Linked DNA regions of Homo sapiens: region 2 is linked to region 1. Evidence: read pairs that join two places in POLR2A ChIA-PET (ENCODE). Cell type or tissue: B cell. All regions are shown on one strand. Links, peaks and the distances in the headings refer to the core of each region. The heading gives the core; the rest is flanking DNA. Region 1 overlaps BLNK (B cell linker). Region 2 overlaps TLL2 (tolloid like 2).

Region 1 (9,769 bases), core at 751-8,750:
CAAACCCACAGTCCCTAGCCCAACCTTTGCATTAAGCAACAAACAGCCAGAAGTGTCCTATGAAGGAGCAATGTCACTGTGGTGGAGAAACCTCCCTGCCTTGTCAACAGGGTTGATGGAAATCATGACCCCCCCAGCAGCTGCCACATAGTAACCCATGTACAGCAGGCATCTGGCATCTGCTTTGGTCTCATGACCCCCCCCTTCTGTGTGTTTGCTAAATGATTGTAAATGTCAGGCTTCACAGTAGGGACTAGGTCCAGGTGGGCTCCCTTATGTAGTGTTGTGGCCCAGGTTCACCATGTTCTGGCCAGAATCTGAGTTTAGTGAGGCCTATGTGTGCCTGATACACAATGGTCTACCATTAGCTGTGGTGGGGAGTGGACACAGACGCTTCCTGTGGAGAGGGCAGGGAACCTGGCTGCCCCTCTGATCTGCTGCGCACACTCAGTGAAGCTGCTGGGATCAAGTGAGGATGAGCTCCTTCTATGCTCCAGGGAGGAGCATCCTCCCTGGCTACCTGAGGATTTGAAGCTTCTCTTGGACTGCTTGGGCAGCAACTTCAGTTGCTAAGATTGCTGTGTTCACCATAGCTGGAAGCATTTTCAACTTTAAATAAATGGATAAGAATAAACACTGCAGGAAATATGAAGCACTTTTAAATGCAAAATTAACTTACTGTCTTCAGTGGTGTCGTTGGTTTTTTCCTGGGGAATAAAAAGAGATGAGCTTTGTTAAAACACAACGAAGACAAAATGGAGCTATTTACCATTATTTTAGTCTCAAATTTAAGCTAGAATTATGAAAGCGATACAAGTGTGTAGAAGACTATCCTTGCAGGGTGGAGAGGGATGGAAGTGGGATTTAGTTATGATCCTCCTAGGCTCAGATGGAGTCTGCTGACAGATGGGGAAGGGGTCAACTGGGGATAAAGTAGGGCACCAGTCCGGCAGAACTGGACTCTTGCACCAGTTGCACTAATTACTTGGCGGGTGACCTTGGGCCTCTTTGTCTTGAGTGTGAGGTTAGATTCCTCACCTGTCAATTGAGGACCAGGATCAGTATTTTCAGTGTTTCTGTGGAGCCCCCTCTTCCCCAACAGCTCCCTGTGGGGGTTACTGTCCAGGACAGAGGGTAGAGGTAAGAGGGTGGTCCAGCAGGTGAGGTTGCAGCTGCACTTGCCCACTCCAGCTTCCTCCCTGTCTCTAGGGACTATTCTCCACTGTCTTCTGTGCAGGCTTTCTTTCAGAGAGATCCGAAACCAAAACAAGTTTGAAAACCACTGATGTGTGGTCCTGAAGGTACTTGCCTGCACTAACATTCTAGTTTGCAAAATGATTCAGGTGCTGGAGCTTCTGAAAGTCGGGGTGTCTTGTGGAACACTGTAAGTCAATGAACTCAAGATTCCAATAGAGACTGGAGTCTAATATTGGTAAGGTTGTATGCTCCTTTTCTGTGTGTTAAATTTCTTAATTTAAAAACCCTCACCATATCTCTCTCTCGCTTTGTTTTCGGCTGAGAGCTGAAGTGTGGGGGAAGAACACTAAGAATTCCTGAGCACCTGTAAGATGCCTGGCACTGGGTTAGGCTCCTCAGGTGCTATTTAAACCTTACAGTGACATTTTAAGGTGAGGAAACTGAGGCTCAGAGAGACGAAGTAGTTTGCCCAAAGTGATACAGCTGAACTAAGAGAGACGTATGCAGAGTTTTGGTTAATAAACCTTCAACATGGAGGCTTTCTTTGGTTTACACAGAGACAGAAATAAGATTAGAGCCATTCAGGCCAGCTTTAGACATATTTAAATTTGCTTTCCAAATAACCTGTTGAGCCAACATAATTTTACGGGGTGACGTTTGTAATATTAACACATTACAATCGTCACCTGACTGTTTACAAAGCCCTTCTAAATTCAATAAGAAAGAATGACTGTCACTTTCGAGAGGAACTTCAGTCGTATGGCTTTGAGGGAGTGCCCTGGTATGACCAGCACATAGTATATATCTACACACTTATTTACAGACCATAAAACTGAGCAGCAGTAAGTAAAGACAAAACCTGCTAGAGGCTCTGAAAATGATTCAGGTGCTGGAGCTTCTGAAAGTCAGGGTGTCTTGTGGAACACTGTAAGTTAGTGAACTCAAGACTTAACTAAAACTTCACAGGAGGAAATACTTCTAGATTTATTTATTTATTTATTTATTTATTCATTTATTTATTTATTTGAGATGGAGTCTTGCTCTGTTGCCCAGGCTGGAGTGCAGTGCTGTGATCTCAGCTCACTGCAACCTGCAGAGGTTCAAGTGATCCTCCTGCCTCAGCCTCCCAAGTAGCTGGGATTACAGGTGTGTGCCACCACGCCTGGCTAATTTTTGTATTTTTAGTAGAGACGGGGTTTCGCCATGTTGGCCAGGCTGGTCTTGAACTCCTGGCTTCAAGTGAGCTGCCCGCCTTGGCCTCCCAAAGTGCTGGGATGACAGGCCTGAGCCACCATGCCTGGCTCATTTGATGTTAGCAGGGCTCCTTACTCTTGGTCCAAGTTGCAGCCTGCCATGGGGAGAACTTCTAATGAAGTCAACAGGGCAGTGGGGTATCACCATCCTCACTCCCCAGATCTCAAAAGCTGCTTCCTGCAACAGGTACTTACCCGGCCCGTGGCAACGGGGATGGTGCAGCTGGTGGAGGTGACTTGGTTTCCCAGGCCCCACTGTTTCGACCTGCACAAACATATACACTACTCAGTCCCCAAGTCCTGAGCCGGGGGCTGATGCTCACACTGAGGCTGGCCTCTCTGGCAGGCTCAGAAATATTTGCACATACTGTGTTGCTTTCAGTTAAGCACATATAGGTAGTTATATTGAAGCTATTAAGGAAAACTTGTGGGCAAAGGTGATGACACATTTTAAAAGTGTCAGTGTATAAGCTCAGAGCTGGGATGGGGGTTAGGGACTCCACCTTAACATTTCTAAAGGACCTTCTCCTTACCCGCCCCCTGCCCCATGGGGCAAGTCCTGAGCCCACTGATTCTGAGGACTCAGTGAGGACCCCCACAGAGGTCCTTCAGGAAGGGAGCCAACAGCTCACACCTACATCTGTGCACACTGCACAAATGTGCACGGCAGAGGTGCCCAGAGACAGAGGCTCCAACCCACCACTCCTGACACAGACCTCAGACAGTGCTCCTTTATAAGCACACTTAAATACGGTAAATGCCTCTAACTTCACATTCAGAGGATATTTACTCACTCATCTCTGAGTTTTCAAGGGCTTTCGCCGACAGGTTTTCCTTAATGGACAAATTGAGACAAGTGCAGGCTGCTGCCCAAATCTCATCTTCTCAAGTCATAGAAGGGACCCGAAGGGTCTTGTCCCCTGCACCCAACCTCCCTTCCTGTACCTGAAGATAGATGCCAGACAATCGTTATGAGGGAGGAAGTGAAAGAGAAGCAGGATGGATCTTCACTGTGGGACAGAGGGCAGGCCAGGAGGGGAGAGGCCAGAGCTGAGCCAGCCCCCTCAGCATCCCCTAGCTGCCTCAGACATGATGCTCACCTGCTTGGACACCATTGCTCAGTGAGACCAAGGGGTCTCTTCATGAGGCTCTTCATTAACTTAACTGAACTGAATAAATGTTTTCTTAAGAACTTACTACACATACAAGTCCACAATTCCGTTTTTTTTTTTTTTTTTTTTTTTGAGACAGGGTCTTGTTCTGTCACCCAGGCTGGAGTGCAGTGGGGAGATCACAGCTTACTGGAGGCTTCAAACTCCTGGACTCAAGTGATCCTCCCCACTAAGTAGCTCCTGAGTAGCTGGGACTACAGGCATGCACCACCACACCTGGCTAATTTTTTGTCCAGATGAGATTTTGCCATGTTGCCCAGGCTGGCCTTGAACTCCTGGACTCAATCCATCCACCTGCCTTGGTCTCCCAAAGTGCTGGGATTACAGGAATGAGCCACGGTGCCTGGCCTATAATTCCTAATGGATTTATAGGGCATACTCTGTAAGTACAGGCTGGACCTGCTGCCCTCAGTCTGTACTTTCTTAGTTTATGAGATAGAGCACAGATAAGCACACATTGAAATAATAATCCATTACCAAGGATTATTGAGGACTTGGTACATGTAAAGCACATGAAGGCACTGTGTTAGGGGCCGAGGAAGAGGTGAAGAAGCAGACATAGGCCTCTGCCCTCTCAGAATTTATAACAGGGAAGATACATGCACCCTCCATATCATCTCATCCAAACACAGACAAGAAAAAGAAAAGGCCTCAAAAAGTATTGAAATAGAGTTCAGGAAGTTCCTTCCCATGTATGTCACTGGAGAGAGGCTCCCAGGCTTCTACTCAGAGCCCACTGACTCTTTTCCTAAACCCTCAAGGATGGGAGCAACAGCAAAGAGTGGGTGGTGTGGATTGTACCTGGAAGCCTTCCCCAGCACCCTGGGAAGCAATGCCCCCTCCATGACAGCTGTCTTCCACGGTACCTGAACTGGGTCTGATTTTTTGAAACATTTTGGAAAAGAGATTGCGTTTGGAATGTTTACATTTCATGTGACAACATGAAAACAATAAACTGAAATGTCACCTGAATGTGTAGTAGGAGTCTCCCTGTGTTTAAGTAACTGGTGTATCAAATTGAATACTTAAGACTGACACTGTTAAAGTACCCTTGACTGCAATAGAATTTGATGGAAGATCTCAGGGAAGTGGAACAAAATCTTGTATGAAAAATAAGGAAGTAGAAAGAAGGTCTAAGTCTGAATTTCATCCCAGGGGTTTTCCCTCTTCTGAAATGTTAAGGGCTCCTTTGGCCACTATATTATCTTTGTCAGACCTTCCTCCTGGCTTTTCTACTATGCTTCCTTTTCTTGCATATCTCAGAATAGTCTGCCAAAACCTTCCTTTTCCTTTCCTTCCCTATAAATAACTTCTGACAATCAGAGGACAGCATGATTGTCATGGTGGAACACTGTCACGGAGGACACTGGTGGAAAGCCTATGGTCTTGCCTCAGGAAGACAGAGTTCTAGGGAAGGATGGAGCATGACTCTTCATGGGTCACTGGCCCATGAAACAATATTGTTCCCTGATAATATCTGCCAGAATGGTCATGGATCAAGGCAGGTTGAACAAGGGATTCTGAATAATAACAATAATAATAACAAAGCACTAGCATTTTATGAGTGCAAGTCATCTATATTGAGTCACTTAATTCTCATGGTATCTACTCATGATACCCCTAGGCATAGGTGCCATTTTTTCAGAGGAAGAAACTAAGAAACAGAGATGACTTCACTTGTTCAAAGTCCGGCACCTAGCAAATGTCAGAGCCAGGACCTAAACCTCTGGCTTTGGAGTCGGCTAAATCCATTCTACTGGCTTCTCAAGCACAGCGGGGACGGCAGGGGCTGTCACTGCACCAGATTTACTATATCACCCTCGGCAGGCACCTTATTGGCTATCAAAGGACCAAGAGCAATATTGACCAGAGGAAACTGATGTGGTGTGGTGCTTTGACAGAAACACCAACTAGGCACCTGATGGACACTTTTGTGATGCCCACTGGGGGACTATCTGAAGCCTTTAAAGGGGAATGGATGGTTATTCAAAGACACAGGCTAGTAGTCTGATCATTTCTTTTGTAAAAATAATCTCTGAAGGTTCCACTGTTTGCACACTCGGAAACCCACTCGGACTGTTTAGGCTTGTCCCTTCAAAATTATTTCACTTCTTCCCCCTTCCTGTAGGTACTCCCACCTGTATGTGATAATCACATAACCAGGACATTATTTTCTTGTTTAGATTTGCTTTCTTCATCTGATGACCCTAGTATTAAAATACAGCTATACCAGGTTAATAGCAAACTTATGAGTAATAAATCCAGCTGGCTAAAGCCCTGTTGGTGATTCTTTAAATATTTAATACAACCAGTGTTTGAGGACTCATTCACCCTCTCAACCAACTGACCCCTCCACAGTCTCGGCACCTCCCCTGAGCCAGATCCTGGGGTAGGCCCTGGAAACAGCTGTGAGCAAATAAAGACAGAAATCTCAGGGCATGTGCAGGGCACTAGAGGGATCTGTCCCAGCTTGGGGCCAGGTAAAGCCTCCTGAGCAATGACATTGAAGGCAAGGTCTCCAAGGAGCTTGCAATGTACTTAGGAAGCGATTAGACTGAGACACAAAGTAATTAGGGAATAAGTACGGGCTAAGTGTAAGGGGGAAGAGACTTCCTGCAAAGGAGAGCTCTCTGAGGGCTACAGAAACCAGAGGAGTCTTCCTGGAGGTGGAGGCCTCAAGCTGGGCCTTGAAGGATGAGTAGGATTAGGTGTCCTAAAAGTGAGAACACAAAGACCAAGAAGCAAGACCCGTGACATACAGGCTGATTGGAGTACTGGGTGTGTTTTAGGAAGAGGAGGTGCTTGTAAGGCAGTGTGTTTTAGGAAGAGGAGGTCCTTGTAAGGCAAGTAGAGCTTTGTAAGAGGTAAACACCAGATATTAGTAATCTATTTCTCTAAAGGAGGGTTGAGGTCTTCATTTATTTATTTGTTAAAGGTTTTCTATTCCAGTAACAACAGCCCTCATCCTGAGTTATCGGGAGTTAGGAGTCTCCATTTCTGCTGGGGCCTAAGCAACCTGGTCACGATGTTTTAGATTGGCATGTTTGACCTTTGTCTCTCCAGAGGGTAAGATGAGCTGGCTAAGATGGCTCTGAGCTCCACTCCCCACTTATAAAGCGCTTGTGGGTTCTGAGGAGAGGTTAAGTAAAACCAGAACTTGTGAAGAAAGTGAATAATTTCACAAGAAATGAGTCCAGGAAAAGATTTTTAAAATACTCGACTGTTCTTTCATTTTCTGTGAAGGAGCCTGTCTCTGGAAGCAGAGCTCAGCCTCTCAATGACTTGTGTTCAGCTCTGTGAGAGAAGAGAGTGTGTGTGTATGAATGTGTGTGTGTGTGTGCACACGCGCATATGTGTGCCTAGGGGAGAGGGACAAGGGGAGAGAGGGAGAGGAAATGCCTGTGAGAATGCTGGAGAGCAGGCTCCTACACCTCTCTGTGCTGTTAATGGGGGTCATGGGCACCCCTCAGTGTCTTGGGCTCAGCCTTGGGGGTTGCCAAAACCTATAGGAGCAACCAGGAACATTCATGGTTTGGGGGTAGGGGTGACATGGCAAAGACTAGCTTTGTGGTGAGATGAAACTGGTAACATCTGGAGGAGTTCAGCGGCTCAGTCCTTGTCGCTGAGGAGAGAGCCAAGAGGCAGGGGTATGGCTGCTGGACAAGAAGGTGCAAGGTGGCTGAGTAAAGAAAGCCCAGACTAGGGTGGTCACAGCTAAAATGGAACAGCAAATTCAGGAGAAAAAAAAGCAGGATTTGGAGCATGTGGCCTGGAGGCTCTACGCATTGAGAAACAGGGGTGCCCGCAGGGGAGGGAGGAGTGAGTTTAGAGTCCTGTGTGGGAGCATCAAGGTGTTCAGAAGGGAAGTCAGGTTGGGGTTGGATGCCAGGGAGTTACCAGTGTAGACTTGAGACATGAATCCAGATTAATCGATGAACGCTACAGAAGTGAAAAATCATTCTCTCTCCTCAGCACTTAGTGTGTACCAGGCACTCATTAAGAGTTTCGCATTCACATTTGCAGAATTCTCCTGTCACAGAGTAGGGGCTATGAGCACCATTTACAGAAAAGAAAATCTGATGCTTGGAGAGGTGAAGTACAAGCCCAAGGTGGCATAGCTGGTAACGGGGCACACTGGGGTTCCAACCGAGGTCTGTCTGGCTCAAAACCAAGCTTGTAACCATCATGATGTTCTGAAAGAACTGTGGGTTGAGGGCTGAGGGCTAAATTCCGGGACCCCCTCAGTCAAGGAAGGGGACACAGAGAAGCCAGCAAGGTGCCCAGGAAGGTAGGGTGAAAACCAGAACTTGTCTAGCAGATGCCAAAAGGCCTGGGGAAATGGCCACTTCCACACACGTGCCACCAGACAGTGCATGAGGATGAGGACTGGCCTTCTGTTCCCAATATTAAGACATTTGGAAATACAAGTGATTACTCTTCATAGTTGATCTGTTTTTCTTATTTGAAATAGACGTAAAACCAAACCAAATCACACATACACTTTACCTGAAGCTGTTCCTGGAGGAGAGGCGGGCGTTGAGGAATTTGGCTTGGTTGATCTATTCACCATGGGAGCTTAAACACAGAAATGTGTGTGTATATATATATATATATATACATAAAACCATTACAGATACATGCCATTGAGGAAAATTCACACTCAGGGAAAAATGATGACCAGACCAGAGAATTTGCAAAGAATGGGAGACACCCTTATTAGACACACAAACCAATAAAAGAAGTCTTCTTAGAAGAAACATCTTTAGAATGGGAATATCAATGACAGATTCATAATTTGATATATTATTATTTGATTATTTGATGATAGAGATCTTGTTAAAGTGAATAATGGCTTTGAATTTCATTTGCCAAGTGGGAGGTCTAAGAGATAAAGGAGTTTTATTGTTTTTGTTTTTCATCAAGAGTGTATTGAACCCCTTACTGGAGGGGCCCAATTAATAGCTCCACCTCCCCTACCAGATGCAATACACACCATTGCTCTGGGATTTCATGGGTTTTTTTCTGTTCTTTTTTGTTTTTTTAAAGAGGGGTTGGTAAGGAGGGAATGTGTATTTGTTCTTTTGTGGTAATGGGTGGCTTGGGAATTCAGGTGGGTCTTGAAGCTGTTGGTGATAGGTACGGAGTACGGGAGAGGGTTGCTACATGATGGCGGACTGAAACCTGAATATGGCTACCATGGAGTTGAGAGTAGTAGATGAGTAATGTTACCTGAAGAGGTATCACTTGTACTGGATCATATTCTCCATAGTGACTATATTCAGAGTAAACATACCCTGTTTCCATGCCTAATCTTATGTAGCACTGGCTTTTTAAGGTAATTCATTGGTCATAGCATTTGTTGTTCTGTGAAGGGTTTACGGATGAAATGTTTCATAGGCTTATCATACTACTAAATTTAAAGAACCAGGACTCAGGGCATATTTCACTCTTTCATTTTTTCACTCCTCTGCAGAAACTGTTCTTGGTGCAATGTTTACAAGGCCAACATGGTGGCTTGTGACATTGTATTAGGTTTTATGAGAAATCCATTTGAAGCGAGGGCAGCTGAAGAGAACTACCCAGGTGCTTTCATAATGTGAGATGGGAAGATTAAAGCATGGAAGAGGAAGGGGAAGGCAGGGAAGGGCTATGATACACAGAGATGGGTTGTCACTGATGCTGTCTGCCCAACCAGCCAAAGAAGCACACACTGTGGCCCAGGGGAGAAAGTCCTGGGCACTGTCATTTCTGAGCCTCTTAGTGCTTACTACCAAATACTCTTATACATCCTGATCAACTGCTAAAAATTTTCAGGTGCTTAAGGCGACAAACTCTTACCTTTTTCAGGTGGAGGTGAACTGCTTTCTGTGGGATGAATATAGTTTTCATCATTATCTTCCACGGGGACCACATAATCAGCCTAACAGAAATACAAAACTGAATGAGAAGAATGCTGTACATTCATAGTTGACTGTATGGGAGGGAGTGATTTTTTTAAAAAGCATTATTGAGACGCAATTCACATATCATAAAATTCTACTATGTAAATTGTACAATTTGGTGACTTTTAGTATATTCACAGACATATACAACCATCACCACAATCTAATTTTAGGACATTTTTATGCAAAAAGAAACCTTGCACCC
Region 2 (9,769 bases), core at 774-8,773, 220 kb after region 1:
CACCTTCTCGACCGGTGCCTTCCAGACTCCACACAGGCCTCCTTACCTGGCTGGATGTTTTCCCTGATGATGGTGACATGTTGGTCTCTGTCTGGCCGGGTGTGTTCATGCCAAAACCCAACCACATGGCCCAGCTCGTGAGCCACAATGCCAAACTTGTCACAGTTCTTCCCAATGGATATGGCCTGTGGGCCTCCTCCTCGGCGCCCAACATAGGAGCAACAGCTGGACAATTGCAGGAATACCCAGGTCAGCAGGTCAGAAGACATTCAGAGCAAGAGGCAAGTCCCCCCTCCCACTCTGTATGTGTGTGCGTGTGTGCATGTAAAAGAACAGAATTTCAGGCCGGGTGCAGTGGCTTACGCCTGTAATCCCAGAACTTTGGGAGGCCGAGGTGGGCGGATCACCTGAGGTCAGGAGTTTGAGACCTGCCTGGCCAACATGGTGAAACCCTGTCTCTACTGAAAATATAAAAATTAGCCAGATGTGATGGTGTGTGCCTGTAATCCCAGCTACTTGGGAGGTTGAGGCAGGAGAACTGCTTGAACCCCGGAGGCAGAGGTTGCAGTGAGCCAAGATCACGCCACTGCACTCCAGCCTAGATAACAAGAGTGAAACACCGTCTCAAAAAAAAAAAAAAAAAAGAAAAGAAACAGAATTTCAGAAGTGAAAGTGCTCTCATTGTCCAACTTCCCACCCAATGACCCAATGCAGAAATTCCCTCCAAAAATGGTTCTTGAGCTTTTTGTGGTTATGAATCTTCTTGAAAAGCCAACAAAAGATACGGTCTCTCTCTGACATAAAGTCCATACCATACTCTACCCCTCCACCTGCAAGGTGCTGGAGTCCCTGCTGGGCCATTTTTAATGAAAAGGAGAAGAGTCACGGGAAGGAGGCAGATGAGTGTCTATAATGCATGCAACTTGGTGTCATTATCAGAGGAGCCTTAGAGATGACTCCCTTCTGGGCACAATCATTTTTTTCAAATAATACTTATATACATTTTTGTAATACTAAAATTTATTTCATCAGTCTTCTATTAATGTACATCTCGGCTGTAACTCCAGTTTTTGCTATTTTAACAAGGCCTCGGGGGAGAGGATGACAAGCAAAACAAATAAAAACAACAGCAAATGAAACAAAGAAATGGTAGTGTAAATTTCTACCAATGGGATTCATGGGTAAAAGGATATGTGCATTTGAAATTTTGATAGATACTGTCAAATTGCACTCCCAAAATGTTGTCTGTTTATATACTCACTAGTAAGATATTAAAAGCCCCTTTCTCTTTACCTGAAAGAAAGGAAGTCAGTCTATTGAAGAGATATCCACACTCTCATGTTTGTTGCAGCACTGTTCATGATAGCTAAGATTTGGAAGCAACCTAAGTGTCCATCAGCAGTTGAATGGATAAAGAAAATGTGTACACACAGAAAATATGTACAAGTACACAATGAAGTACTATTCAGCCTAAAAAAGAATGAGATCCTGTCATTTGCAACAACAGGAATGGAACTGGAGATCATTATGTTAAGTGAAATACGCCAGGCACAGAAAGACAAACATCATATGTTCTCACTTATTTGTGGTAGCTAAAAATTAAAACAATTGAACTCATGCAGATAGAGACTAGAAGGATGGTTACTGGAGGCTGGAAGGGTAGTGGGGGACTGGTGGGGAAGGTGGAGATGGTTAATGGGTAAAGAAAAAAAAATGAAAGCATGAATAAGATATACTATTTGACCAAAAAAACAGAGTGACTATAGTCAATAATAAGTCAATTGTACATTTAAAAACAACTAAAAGAGTGTAACTGGATTGTTTGTAAGACAAAGGATAAATGCTTGAGGGGAGGGATACCCCATTCTCCATGATGTGATTATTTCACGTTGCATGCCTGTATCAAAACATCTCGGGTACCCAACAAATATATACACCTACTGTTTACTCACAGAAGCTTAAACAAATGTTTAAGTCCTATTTCCCTCATCCTGGCCAACACTGGTTTTATCAAACTATTTTGCCAATTGGATAGGTAAAAAATGGGATTTCACTGCATTGAGGCTGGATAGTTTTTCACATATTTTAAGCGACATTTTTTTTTCTGTGAATTATGTGATCACCTCTTTTCCCTGTTTTCTTTTGGGTTGTCCATTTTTTTATGATTGATATTTAAGAACCCTTTGTAAATTAGGGAAACTAGTCAAGAGTGTTGCAAGTATTTTGCTCACTTTGTTAGTTCTCATTTGACTTTGTTTTTATGTATTGTTTTGTTTTTTTTGCATTATAAAAGTTTTTAATGTTAGTATTACAAAATGTATTCATTTTCTTATGTGCTGCTTAGAAAGGTCATCCATATTTCAAGATTATAAATAAAATCTACTCTTGTTTCCTTCCTATACTCTTCGATTTTTTCTTTCTTTCTTCCATTTTTTTCTTTAATACTTACATCTTTGATCTAGCTAGAATAGTTATCGGTATAAGAAGTGAGGTAGGAGTCCAGCTTTTTTTTTTTTCACAGAGAGTTATCTAAATTATCCCAATATTCAAATATCCCAATTGACTAATTGATCTTTCTCCCACTCATTTAAAATGTTACCCAAATTTGTGTATAGGTATATTCATTTTGGACCCTTTTTTGTATATATCTATTTTTCCCTTAAGTTCCAAACTGTTTTGTTATTATCTTCCTTTTGCATTTTAATATTCTGCATGTTTGGTTAGACCATTAGATAGCTACCTCTGTCATTACTGTTTTCTCTCTCTCTCTCTCTCTCTCTCTCTCTCTCTCATTATTTCTACATGGTTGTTCCTCCAGATAAACTCTAGTATCATTTGTTCAAGTTCTAAAAATATGTATGCATACATACACATGTACGTATATATCTATAAATGTTGGTGTTTAAATCAGAAAGGCATGAATGTACAGCTTATTTTAGGGAGTTCTGACATCTTTACTATGTTGAGTATCCCTACATCAGGAAGCAATATGCTTTCTATTTTTACTTTTTTTTTTTAGGTTCCTTGGAGTTTTAGCATTTTCTTCCTATAGGTCTGGCACATTTATGTTTAGTCTTAGATATAGTATCTATTATGTTTCTATTAAAGTTGTGATTTTTTCCCATCATAAAAGTGTATCAAACTATTTCATGTATAAAGAAAAGCAGTCACCTATTCTTGTTAATTAATTAATTTTGTGGTCACTTAATAGAGTCTCCTTGTGTTTCTAACAGCTTTTCAATTGATATTCTGGGGTTTCTAGGCACACAGTCACTTTACCTCCCATCAGTGCAAACATTGCCTTGTTCCTGCCAATATTCACAGTTTTTCTTTCTTTCTCTTGTCTAATTTATATTAATTAGCAATTCCAAAACAATGCTAAATAATTGTGGTAACCCTAAACATCTTAAACTTGTTCATGATTTTAACTAAAATTAAATGCTTCTAGAAGTATCATCGATAAACATGATATTGGCTTTTGGTTGGAAGTTATTTATATAAATGTATATTTATACTTACATATATATAATGCAAGAATCTATCCTTGACATCTATTTCTGTGCTACCTTGGTTACTTTTTTAAAACAAAAACTGCATGTTGTATTGTACAGGTGCCTTTTAGCATCTATTGAGATATGAATATAGCTTCTCTTCTTTGACCAATCAATCTTGAGAATAGATTTCCTAATGTTGAACTAATCTTGTATTCCCTAGATAAATGTATTTGGCAGTCTCCTCTTCTTTTCTTCTGCTGCCGAATTCTATGTGCTAACATTTTATTTAGGATTTTGCATGGCTATTCACATGTGAGATGAGTCTATAATTTTTTCTTTCTTATCTTTTTTATCATGTTTTCCTTTCTTTCTCTATTTATTTGGTGCCATCCTTTTCATTTCAAGGTAGCAATGCCATAACAGTTCCTCAAAAGTAATTTGAAAGCGTTCATCTTTCTCTATGCTCTAAAAAGTTTAAGTATACCAGAATAATCTGTTTTTGAAGTTTTGAAAGAATTCACCTGTGAAACTCTGGGTCTGGTGCTTTGTGGGAGATGGCTTTTTCCCTCCGTTCTTCAATTTCATTCAAAGTTCTTGGTCTGTACCAGTACTTTATTTTTACCTTGAAGACTTTCACATTATCCACATTTTCACACTTCTTGCCCTAGAGTTTTGCAAACTACTCCTTTGTGATTCTGCTGAATCTGTGGCTATTTCTCCCATTTTCATTTCTAATCTTATGTATTTCTATGTAATCATATTTTGTCTCAATTAAACTAACAAGTGGTTTATCTGTTGTTTTCTGTTTGTTTGTTTATTCAAATAATTTACTCTTGAATTTGTTAGCTCTGTAATGTTTCACCTTGTCTGTTTCCTTGTGCTCTCCTTAGGTTTATTTTGTTGTGGTGATGGTGGTGGGTTGTAAGTATTTATTTTTACTAGCTTCTTTGAATTGAATATTTCATTGTCACTATTGTCAACGGGTGATGTGGATACTTAAGTCTGTGGGCTTTTGTCCAGACATAGCTTTAGCTATATCTCTTTTATTTTGAACCATAGGGCTTTCATTACCTAGACATTCTGCAATTTTAATCTTGCTGTTTTTATGACCTAAGAGCCATAAAAATGGAAGCATGGGGGGACTTTTAACTTACCAGCTAATGTTTATTCTATTTTTGTTATTATGTTATGTCCAGTTTCACTGCTTTGCAATCAGAAAATATCTTAATGCTATTTCTGCCTTTAAGAATTTGTTAAGATGTTCTTAATGCTTAATAGATGGGCCATTTAAAAAAATGTGTTATGAGGTTATAGAATCTGATAGACCTATAGAATCAACTCTATTAACTGTATTTTTCAAATCCTCTGTGAATCTCTACTTATTTTTTGGTCAACGTGACACTGACTTACTTGGGCTGACAGAAATGAATTAAGTCTCGTGCTACTGAGCATTTCTGTCAATTTCCCCTTGAATTCCCTGGGGCTTGTTTTATGACTCTTGATGCTATGCTATTTGGTGCATGAAGACTTATGACAGTTATATTCTCACTGTCCCTTATACCCTTTCTCATTATAAAGTGTCTCAGCTTTTAACATTTTCTGACTTTAAAAACAAAAACAACAAAACAATGAAAACCTAGTCAATGACTAAAATTGTGATCCCAGCTTTCTTTTTGTTAGCATTTACCTGTATGGCTTCTTTCCTTTTACTTTTAAACCTCTCTAGGTTGTTTTATTCAGTAATCATCTTATGTATAGACCATGTAGTTGGGTTTGGTTTTTTTTGTTGTTGTTGTTTTGTTTTGTTTTCTTTCTGAGATGCAGTTTTGCTCTTGTTGCCCAGGCTGGAGTGCAATGGCGGGATCTCGGCTCACTGCAATCTCTGCCTCCCAGCTCCAAGCGATTCTCCTGTCTCAGCCTCCCAGGTAGCTGGGATTACAGGCATGTGCCACCACACCTGGCTAATTTTGTATTTTTAGTAGAGATGGGGTTTCACCATTGTTGGTCAGGCTGGTCTGGAACTCCCGACCTAAGGTGATCTGCCCACCTCAGCCTCCCAAACTGCTGGGATTACAGGCGTGACTCACCGCTCCTGGCCGGGTTTGGGTTTTTGATCCAACATGAGAAGCTTTTCAGTAGGAAAGTATATCATACATATTTATTGACATAACAGATAACTTTAGTCATAAGCCAGTCATTTTATTACATATTATGTTTTCTGAAGGAAGTTTGTAAACCTGTAGAATCCCTCAAATTAAATGCAAAATTTTACATACATATTCATCTATTCTTGAAGAAGGAAAGCCCACCGCTTCATCAGATTCTAAATGGGGACACAAACCCCAAGAGGTTAAGAACCACTGCCTTAAGTCTTCACATGACACACCACCAGTTCCTTCTGTTGCTCTTCTAGTGCCAGTACCCCTGGTCTTCATGGAGTCTCCTGGAATCTTCCTCTTGGCCCATCAGCTTTGCCACTGGATTGTAATTTCACCAAGGGCAGAAAGTTTCTAGCAAACCCTGGACTCCTCTAAATAACAGCTCATTGGAAATACTTAGGTTTACAGAGAAAATTCAACACTCATGAGCCATCCGACTGATTCTGCAGAGGTGGCCTCGCTTTCGTTTACTTACCCACAGGTTCTGTAACTGAATACAATAAAGCTTTCCTCATCCGTCCTTTCTATGAAGGTCACACAGGTGTGCTTCTCCCAGTGTCTCATGGCCTGCTTAAAAATGGCCCTCTGGCTCCCTGAAACAACAGGGCAAGCACTCGACTTCAATGATGGGTCCATATTTTCTTTAGATGCTTTTTTTTTTCTTTCAAGACGGAGTTTTGCCTTTGTTGCCCAGGCTGGAGTGCAATAGTGCGATCTCGGCTCACTGCAACTTCTGCCTCCTGGGTTCAAGCGATTCTCCTGCCTCAGCCTCCCCAGTAGCTGAAATTATAGGCATGTGCCACCACGCCCGGCTAATTTTGTATTTTTAGTAGAGATGGGGTTTCTCCATGTTGGTCAGGCTAGTCTTGACTCCTGACCTCAGGTGATCCGCCAGCCTCAGCCTCCCAAAGTGCTGGGATTACATGCATGAGCCACGGCACCCAGCCTCCTTAGATGCTTTAAAGCATGCTGAGTTAAGACAAAGGATGTTCCAACAATTAAAAAAAAAGATTGTTAATAATACTGTATTGTTTACTTGAAATTTGATAAAAGAACAGATTTTGTGTCCTCACCAGCCCCCAATGTAAGCATGGGTGGTGATGGATGTGCTAATTAATTTGATTATGGTGATCGAGACATAATATATCAAATCTTCATGTTGTATACCTTGAATATATACAATTTTTATTTGTCAATTAAATATTTTCAAAAAAAAAAAAAGCTTGTTCAGAATAGAAATACTCCAGGAATTTTCAGGAATCAGGATTTCCCTTGCTAAAAACACAACGTAACTTTTCTGAGCTGCCAAAACCTAGAGAGTAGGAGTTTGTGGATTGGAAGGGAGGGTAAAAATAGATTTTCAAAATATCCTGGGCTTCCCAAATTTTCCTTTGTATTGAAAGTATTTTCCAAACTTTTACAAAACCTTATCCAGGTTTTTCGATTTGGAAACTGCAGGCTTTTGAAGTAGGGGGGAGTCAACTCCAGCTCACCAGCACTGCACTTCGCCCCCTCATTTTCTTTTAGACCTGTAGGGGGGTGCTCCCATGCACTTTAAAATTTCTATTTGCATGTACATCTGTGTACTTTTGCACGGGGTTTCAGTGTCTTGTGGGGAATCCTTGAGCCTAATTTTTCTTCCAGGCCTTTGAAAATAGGTGAACTTCATACTTTCTCTGAACCTGTCTTGGTATTTCCTTGAGTGGAAATTTGCTGAATAATAAAACTCCAGGCTGACAGTTACGTATAGTCAGTCAGTTCTTTTCAAAATCTAGAAGGAAGACTGTTTAAATTTTCCTAGAAGCAATGAGAAGGATCTAGGAAAAAATAGTTGTCTGGGAAGTATGAAGGATGGTGGGAGTTGGAGGTCTGAGTTCTACAGGGCCCTCATTGCAAAACAAAAACAAAAATTACAAGCAAAACAAAACAGCTGACATCACTTGGATGTTTGTCCCCTTCAGATCTCGTTTTGAAACATAATCCCAGTGTTGGAGGTGGGCCTGGTGGGAGGTGTTTGGGTCATGGGGATGGGTCCCTCAAGAAGGGCTTAGTGCCATCCCCTTGGTGAATGAGCTCTCGCTCTGAGTTCATGAGAGATTTGGTTGTTTAAAAGTGTGTGGTACCTACCCCACCTCTCTCTTGCTCCCTCCCACCATGTGATGTTCTGGCTTCCTGTTGCCTTCCGCCATGATTGCAAGCTTCCTGAGGCCTCACCAGGAGCAGATATGCTGCCACCATGCTTCTCAGACAGCCTACAGAGCCGTGAGCCAAAACAAACTTCTTTTCCTTAGAAACTACCCAGCCTCAGGTATTCCTTTAGAGCAACACAAATGGACTAGCACAACAGCACTGGGGGAGGCTCCCATCATTGTCTGCAGGATGTGGGGATGGTATCATATTGTTGTCCCCAAAAACATTCATATAGAATAAAGAATAACAGCTGGGCATGGTGATTCATGTCTGTAATCCCAGCACTTTGGAAGGCCAAGGCAGGTGGATCCCTTAAGCTCAGGAGTTTGAGACCAGCCTGGGCAACATGGTGAAACCCTGTCTCTACAAACACTTAAGAAGAAAAAATTAGCTGGGCTTGGTGGCACACGCCTGTAGTCTCAGCTACTCAGGAGGCTGAAGTGGGAGGATCGCTTGAGCCTGGAAGGTTGAGGCTGCAGTGAGACGTGATCATGCCACTGCACTGCAGCCTGGGCAACAGAGTAAGACCCTGTCTCAAAAAAATAAAAGAAAGAAAGAAGAAACAAACAACAACAACAAAAAATAGAATAACTTAACTGTCCATTTTTTTTCTGACATCTTGACATTTTTTGTTCAAATTGTTTATAGCTCAATCGCTCACCAAAAATAGCAACCCTACTAATTATCTAATAACATGAAATACTTGTGTCAACAAAATTCCTATATATAAAATTAGTTAACTTTGATGAAAGTAATATAAATCTTTGGTCAGAAAAGCACACCAGATCTGAAAGAACACAGTTAGGATACCAAGGAACAAAAGTCTGTAGTGGTTTATAATTTCTATTTTTTTTCTTTAGGCACTCACCTTTCTCTGCTGTGAGAACAGACCTCCTTGAAGGCAGGATGAAATCTTAGTCATCTTTTTTACCACCAATCCCTAATTAAGCACCTGGCACTAGGAAGCCGTGGGTTAATGCTGCGGGAGCGAAAGGGAACTGCAGGAATTCCGCTGCCCTGCTGCTGAGGTCTTCACCGTTCCCTAACTTACTCATCAGCGATTCTCAGTGGCTTTGGCAAATCCTCAGGGAATCTGCCTTCATCAGCCACCTCTCAGAGTAGAGGTCACAGAGCCACAGGGAGGGGAAGGACTTATAAGTTGCACTGAGAGCCCAGGAAAGTCTCTCGGTATGGCTTGTCACTCAGGCTTTCCATTGACATTGGCCGCAGGTACGCAGTGGGCATATTTGCTACCTGCCTAGGATGTGCCGCGCCCTGCTCTAGGTGTTGGAGATACGGAAGCAGAAATGAGACAGAAAAAAGACTGCTGCTCCCACAGAGCTTAGACAGAGACAAAAATAAATGAAACAGAAATAGAAGTAAAGAGTTCAGGTCACGGTAAGTGCTGCCAATGTTATAAAGCAGGGTCTGGGGACAGGGAGGCGCTGGTGGGGGGAGGGCAGAAGGCCTTCCTGTGATGTGTCCCTTGACATAAGACTCAAATGATAAGAAGAAGACAGCCATGCAAAGACCTGGGGAAAGGGCCTCCAAGGGAGACAGAAGGCAAGTTCAAGTGTGAGTGCTCAGGGGCCTATGAGGGGGGCACGTCTTGGGATGGGCACATGGCTGGTGAGGCCAGAGCTTAGGGATGAAGGATGGGAGAAGGGTAGAGAGGGTCAAAGGCCAGGCAGGAGAGGGACAGTGGGGTACTTGAGGGAGGGCATTACAGGCCCATGGTCAGGAATTTCATTCTAGTGGCAATGGGAAGCTGGGGATGATTCACATATTTTAAAGATAATATTAATATCAGATACATACTAATTACTGTGTGCCAGGCACCACTCTAAGCGCTTTATCTATAGTAACCCATTTGATTCTCAAAACAACCAGATGGGGTAGAAGATATTATCATCCCCATTTACAGAA

What was found. Peaks named below come from ENCODE experiments on the same cell type or tissue, not always from the same donor. Only the 100,000 strongest peaks of a DNase experiment are listed, where the experiment ranks them.
Region 2: POLR2A ChIA-PET joins it to region 1 with 10 read pairs; 3 of 35 experiments call an interaction of 5 or more read pairs at or near these places.

Annotation. Positions count from the first base shown.
Region 1 is chr10:96,207,193-96,216,961 of GRCh38, forward strand. It overlaps BLNK (B cell linker), which reads right to left. Exons shown (of 17, transcript NM_013314.4): 7 at 9,461-9,542; 8 at 8,129-8,197; 9 at 2,646-2,715; 10 at 680-707. Among named protein-coding and RNA genes, the nearest start is that of BLNK, 59 kb to the right of the region's middle. In B cell, for the core only: no CTCF peak of the experiment used is centred there; no DNase peak of the experiment used is centred there; H3K27ac peaks cover 2,268 bases.
Region 2 is chr10:96,422,503-96,432,271 of GRCh38, forward strand. It overlaps TLL2 (tolloid like 2), which reads right to left. Exons shown (of 21, transcript NM_012465.4): 5 at 6,129-6,246; 6 at 47-225. Among named protein-coding and RNA genes, the nearest start is that of OPALIN, 68 kb to the left of the region's middle. In B cell, for the core only: no CTCF peak of the experiment used is centred there; no DNase peak of the experiment used is centred there.